2 separate regions of the Homo sapiens genome follow, and region 1 is linked to region 2. Evidence: chromatin loops called from intact Hi-C (ENCODE). Cell type or tissue: ascending aorta. All regions are shown on one strand. Links, peaks and the distances in the headings refer to the core of each region. The heading gives the core; the rest is flanking DNA.

Region 1 (2,918 bases), core at 263-2,762, 98 kb after region 2:
TTCATAATCATTGCTAAAACATCCAAAGCAACATGCTTAAGGGAGAGTAATGATTCTTTGTTTCCCTCCTTAATTGTAAGCTTCTGACATCCATTTATTTACTTACAGTTCCTAGCAGCAGCCACCCTCCTTAGTCAACACGCACTCTTGGCTGCCCTGGGTGCTTTCTAACAAAGGGCTATATGGAACCACACACAGTGGGTGGAACCCCCAAGCTCAATCTATCCCCATTACCACAGACCTCAGAGAGTCTGAGGTCCAGATCTACGCAACAAGGCTGGGAAGCAGTCTGGGTAAGCCAACCTCACCTCATGAGGGAGTATGGGGAAAGCACTCCTTCGTAGCGATGAGTGGGACTTTGGAAAGGGTGGAGATGGCCCTTCTTAGAGGAAGACATGAGAAGAAACCTTTTATCAGTCTGAAGAACCCAGGACTTAACCCGAACTCATAGGGTCTAGTCACAGCCACATGACCACCAAAAAGCATCAGGGAGAGCACAGCAGGGTGACTGCTTGTTCTGTGTATTTTCCTTGATGCTTTTTGATGATTCTTGATGATTTTTGACTTAAGCAGAGTCTAAAAGCTGTTATAAGCTCCTGCTTTATAACAACTCCCTCCCTACTGCCTAGAATGAGCCGAATAATGAACAGTAGTGAAGAAGCTTGAATTTAATTCACTCTGTGCCTTCATCGCAGATTTGACCAAACCTAGGCTTTTTCCCTTTCTCCCTGGTGATCTATGTTTTTTTCTCTTCTCACCACTTTGTGATGCAGGTCTTTGGTGAAAGATACTGGCTACTTTAATTTTATTGATATAGTCAGTGCTGCACCATAATTGCTGAGATGTCTCTCCCAACTTTACACAGATAATTCTTCCTAAAGAGAAGGAATTCAGGCATTAGAAAGTAGGCTTGCAAAGACTGGGTGGGCTCTGAAGCCAGTTTGAATTCCTGTTCTGCCACTTGCCAGTTCTGTGGCTTGGGGCAGATTAACTTAACCTCTTTAGGTTTCGGTTACTTTAACCCATAAAGTGCAGATGAATCAGAGTACTACCTTACAGGGTTGTTTTCAGTGCCTAACGATTTAGTGTGCACAAAGTGCCTTAGCATTGTGCCTGCAGACAGTAAATTTTGTGTTGCTGTTGTGTTAGAGGATTAAAAAAGTCTTGCTTGGTGGAGAGACAGACGTGACAGCCTGGGTGAGTATCCCCCTCTGAATCAGCAGCCTTTGTCATCTTTTTTGGAACAGCTGTAGCCAGCTTGGACCAAGAAGTCATTTCATGTTACGTCCCTCCAAACTGGCAGGATCATAGTTCCCTATCACCTCTCTACTAAACAACAAGCACTGGTTCTTGGCCAAATCCCAATTTCTTCAGCTTGCCAATCTCCATCTCAGTTAGGCACAAAATAACACACACTCTTAAAATACTTGTTTAGCACTGACTAGAAGAACTCCCTCCCTTTGGTGAGGTAGGGCCTGAGTAATGTACTCTCCTCATGATGCTAAAAATCCACTAGTTATTTTCTTATCTCATTTGATGTTCTAAGAGGGAAGGCATGTCTGCTGAACCAAGAGATAAAGTTGTATCATTATGACATCTCCATTAGGATAAGCTATGAGTTCCTATCATGTTCTAGGTACCAGGCACAGCATCTTGTATGTGTCATCTCTAATCCTCCCAATAACCCTATAAAACACTGAGCCCTGAAGAAATGAAGTAGTTTGACCCAATTTGGACAGCAGAAGTTGCGAGGGAAGTAAGATTATAACTCGGCCAGGCCGACTCCAGAGCCTATGCTCTTTCCCCTGCTGTCTACCATGCTGTTTATTACTGCTTTGCTTATATTTGGATTATAGAAAATAGACTGAAGCTCCAAGACACCAAAGATGTAATTTTTTTTTTTTTGAGACGGAGTCTCATTCTGTTGCCCAGGCTGGAGTGCAGTGGCGTGATCTCGGATCACTGCAACCTCCACCTCCCGGGTTCAAGCGATTCTCCTGCCTCAGCCTCCCGAGTAGCTGGGACTACAGGCGCATGCCACCACGCCCGGCTAATTTTTGTAATTTTAGTAGAGATGGGGTTTCACCATATTGGTCAGGCTGGTCTCAAACTCCTGACCTCAGATGATCCACCTGCCTTGGCCTCTCAAAGTTTTGGGATTACAGTCATGAGCCACCATACCCGGCAAGATTTAACATTTAACCAAAGTAGATGGAATATGAAAAATAAAAGCCCGGAGTTATTAATCCAAATGTGTAATGTTATTGAAGGTTTTATCTTATGAAGCTTATTCTGAAAAAGTGTCAGGGCTGACACATTTTGGAAATGTCTTCAAACCTCCTTTGAAGGCCACACACAAAAGCCAGTCCCATTATTTTAATGTCATAATTGGTTCTTTTGACCAAAATAGGCATGAGCTGACCACTAGATTCACTAGATTTGTTTTTAAGGAACCTGTTCTTGTTATCAGAAATTAAGTTCGCCTTTAAAGAAACAGGCTTTGCCCCAGCTGAGGGATATTTCAAAGCAGATGACTCCAAAAGTGGAGGTCCAAAGTTGTTCTAAGCAGTGGTAATGTTGTTAAAATGAGGTCACAGCAGCTCTTTGCCCCTTGAAATAATTCTCTCTTGGCTCCTGGGACATAGTTTACTCTCCTGTTTCTCTGTCTATGCCTGATACCCAAGCTTGGTGCCTTCCTTCTTCTTTTCTCCCCTTTCCCCCATGGCACTCTCTTTTTTTCTTTTAAGAAAATCACCTCTTGTTTTTCAGTTTTTTTTTTTGAGACAGAGTCACACTCTGTCGCCGAGGCTAGAGTGCAGTGGCACTGTGTCGGCTCACTGCAACCTCTGTCTCCTGGGTCCAAGCAATTCTCCTGCCTCAGCCTCCAGAGTAGCTGGGATTACAGGCATCCACCACCA
Region 2 (2,918 bases), core at 327-2,826:
ATATGGTATATACACCCAATGAACTACTAGCTAGCCTTCAAACAGAAGGAAATTCTGTCCTTCCAACAACGTGGATGGAACTGGAGGACATCATGCTAAGTGAAATAAGCTAGGCACAGAAAGACAAGTATGTATGATCTCATTTCTATGTAGAATCTAAAAAGCTGATCTCTATTGCACTGCATAATGACTACAGTTATTCAAAATAACATACTGCATATTTCAAAATTGCTAAAAGGATAGATTTTTAATGTTCTTGTCACAATAAAATAAGTTGGTGAGGTGATGGATATGTTAACTAGCTTGATTGATTCTTTCTATAATGTATACAGAGATTAAAATATCACATTGTATCCCCTAAATATACACAATTTTTTGTCATTTTGTAAAAAAAGTTTTAAAAAATAAATTCAACATATCATAATCACCTTCCAGGGATGTAAATTTCTCAAGTCTCCATGTCCTAACTGACTCAAATGGATGGCTAGTTAGATGGTTAAAAGGAATAAAGTCTGGGAGTATGGTAGGATGGGGTGGAGCCTGTCTCCCACAGCAAATGAGACATAATAAATACCTACTGGCCTGCAAAAGTAGTCAAAAATAGAGAAGTGAGAGTATGGATGAGGGAAAAGAGACCTTAGAGACTGCTGAGCTGCTATAAGCCTCAAGAAAATGAGATTCAAGAACGAAGGAAACAAATATTTAATATAGCTGAAAAGAACAGAGACAGAGAGACTTTCAAAAGACAAAATATAATCTTTCAAAGGGGAATAAAACTTACTGGACATGATTTTCTGCATATATTTTCTCTTTTCCTTACTTGTATGTACAGAGAGCAGATAAGGCACAACACAGTAAAGAATGAAATACTGGATATGCCTGAAGAAAGCCTCTCTGAGCTTTGAGGACTGGGGAGTACTTCTTGTCAATTTGAGACACAGGATACTTGTCTCCATCATTATAATTCAAAAAACATTCCCTGCTCAGGGGGTCTGTCACTGATCTTCACATTGAGGTAAAGAGAGATGAGCAAAGAAGGCTGTGACCAGCACAGGCTATGTTAGCCCTTTATCCCTCTTGTTCTGCGAATGCAGTCATTTTCTTCCACAAACATGTAGGACTTTACATTTTTCCATGATGAATGTGGACTTGTTACATTTGCCCTAGTTGTCAAGGTCTGGGAACTTTGGCTCTATTCCTCTCCTTCAATCCATTTTTTTCTTGAACTGTCCCAGCTTCCCGTAAGAAGTACTCGATTGTTAGGAACTTTAAAACGTGTATTTCTCATGTTGTTGTCCCTTTGTGTGGAAGAAATGGTTATAGCAACTGGGTTATCAGCTATGTGGCAAAAGAAAAGAAAAAAAACCTGTTCTCTATTCCTCCCTCATGTTCTCCATAAAAGGCAATAAAATTCTTCAGTAAATACAGTATCATCTGGCATGGTTGGAATTGTTCTAATTATGTACTCTGGTTAACAATGTCTGAACCATACATGGATTACCAATTTCCAAAGAATTAAAATAAAATACACTTGGTAATAAAATAATACAAGAGCCTGATATGATTTGTCTCTGATTAGTCAAAAGGTGCACAAAGATCTTGTAGCACCGTGAATCACAGTTTAGAGAATTTTATTACATGATGGTGCTCACAGGCTAGCTGACGAAACATCAGATAACAGATTTCACTGTATCTGGTATTGGCTGGTCACAGAGCCAATGTTTTTTTGTTACTGGCTGGTCTTCTTATTAGAATACAAAAAAAAATCAAGTTTATATTGACATTTACAGCACTAAGCTCTGTGACTGGATCATTCTGTTTGTTTAAGAGGAATCTTACAAGCTTGTGGGCTTTAAAAAATTTCAGTGGCTATTGTTTTCATCTACTGCCACAATTTTTGCCCTTTGTAGATCCTTTAATATGTAATAATGACTACATTTAAAGGTCAAATTCCAGAATTTCTATTAATATGACAATGTTTTAGGGATGGATTACGATCCAGAGCTTATGGCAAAATAAAGAGAAAGGGGAGCAGAAGGGGGCATATATGAAATAAAAAGGGACTCAGATCATATAGCTGAAGAAAGAGGAAGGAATGGCAATGGTCCCTGTTCTCACTGTTCCTGAGGTGCAGCCTGTGCCTTTCTATCCTAGTTTTCAGCTGTCATTATTTTTTTAAATCAAATTGTAGTTGGGGTCAGCATGTGATATACTTTCATGTTGAAAGAAGAAAAAGGTGAGATAAATCAAGGCACAACATGAGTTATCCTTTCTCCTGAATTTTACTGTTTAAAAGATCTCTGGTAGGTCTAAAACCATGCTACATAGACATAAAATACCTCCATTTCACTCATAGCCAGGATATCTGCACTTATCCCCCTTCCCCAAACCAAATACATACAAGTAATTCTATTTTCTTGGTAAGGCAATTGTTGATTAATGAATCATCTTTCCTGTAATTTTTATTTTTATTTTTTTTGTAGCCTTAGTTTGGCTAAGTTCCCTGGCATTCCTGTTGAAGTGTGTAATGGAAAATTTGACCTCACATTCTTTGCTTTTTTGTAACATCACAAAACACTGATATAACAGGGCTACTAAAAAGTAGCTTGGAGATGAAGGGATGCACATAAAGAAAAAGCTCAGTGTGGAAAGGAACAAAGACGCAGTAAATCATGTGGAAGGTAAATATTTAGCTTCACAGACCTGAAGTTACATTCATCTTCAAGTGCTTACAGCTTAGGATGTCATAGAGTTTCCATCATAATTTTGCTTTTCTAAAGAGATTACAAACCAGCCATAAAAAGCCATTCTCAAAATTAACTTGGAACACAGGTAGGCCATTTTGTAGATTCCATAGCTTGTTTGAAAAATGGTGATTTAGGGTGGGGCAGGCAGAAGAAAGGTGTCAGGAAGTGATT

What was found. Hi-C counts contacts between places; a loop is a spot of excess contacts. Peaks named below come from ENCODE experiments on the same cell type or tissue, not always from the same donor. Only the 100,000 strongest peaks of a DNase experiment are listed, where the experiment ranks them.
Region 1: a loop joins it to region 2, with 4 times the contacts of the local background. A loop is called at or near these places in 20 of 110 quality-filtered maps.

What each region holds. Positions count from the first base shown.
Region 1 is chr3:99,942,691-99,945,608 of GRCh38, reverse strand. The region is part of intron 1 of CMSS1 (cms1 ribosomal small subunit homolog); the gene reads right to left. The region is part of intron 1 of FILIP1L (filamin A interacting protein 1 like); the gene reads left to right. All of the region lies in intron 1 of LOC105374010 (a long non-coding RNA gene), which reads right to left. Among named protein-coding and RNA genes, the nearest start is that of MIR3921, 20 kb to the left of the region's middle. In ascending aorta, for the core only: no CTCF peak of the experiment used is centred there; a DNase peak (open chromatin) is centred at 1,348; H3K27ac peaks cover 2,500 bases.
Region 2 is chr3:100,041,149-100,044,066 of GRCh38, reverse strand. The region is part of intron 1 of CMSS1 (cms1 ribosomal small subunit homolog); the gene reads right to left. All of the region lies in intron 1 of FILIP1L (filamin A interacting protein 1 like), which reads left to right. It overlaps LOC105374010 (a long non-coding RNA gene), which reads right to left. Exons shown (of 5, transcript NR_189163.1): 5 at 2,674-2,918. Among named protein-coding and RNA genes, the nearest start is that of FILIP1L, 72 kb to the left of the region's middle. In ascending aorta, for the core only: no CTCF peak of the experiment used is centred there; a DNase peak (open chromatin) is centred at 1,696; H3K27ac peaks cover 2,500 bases.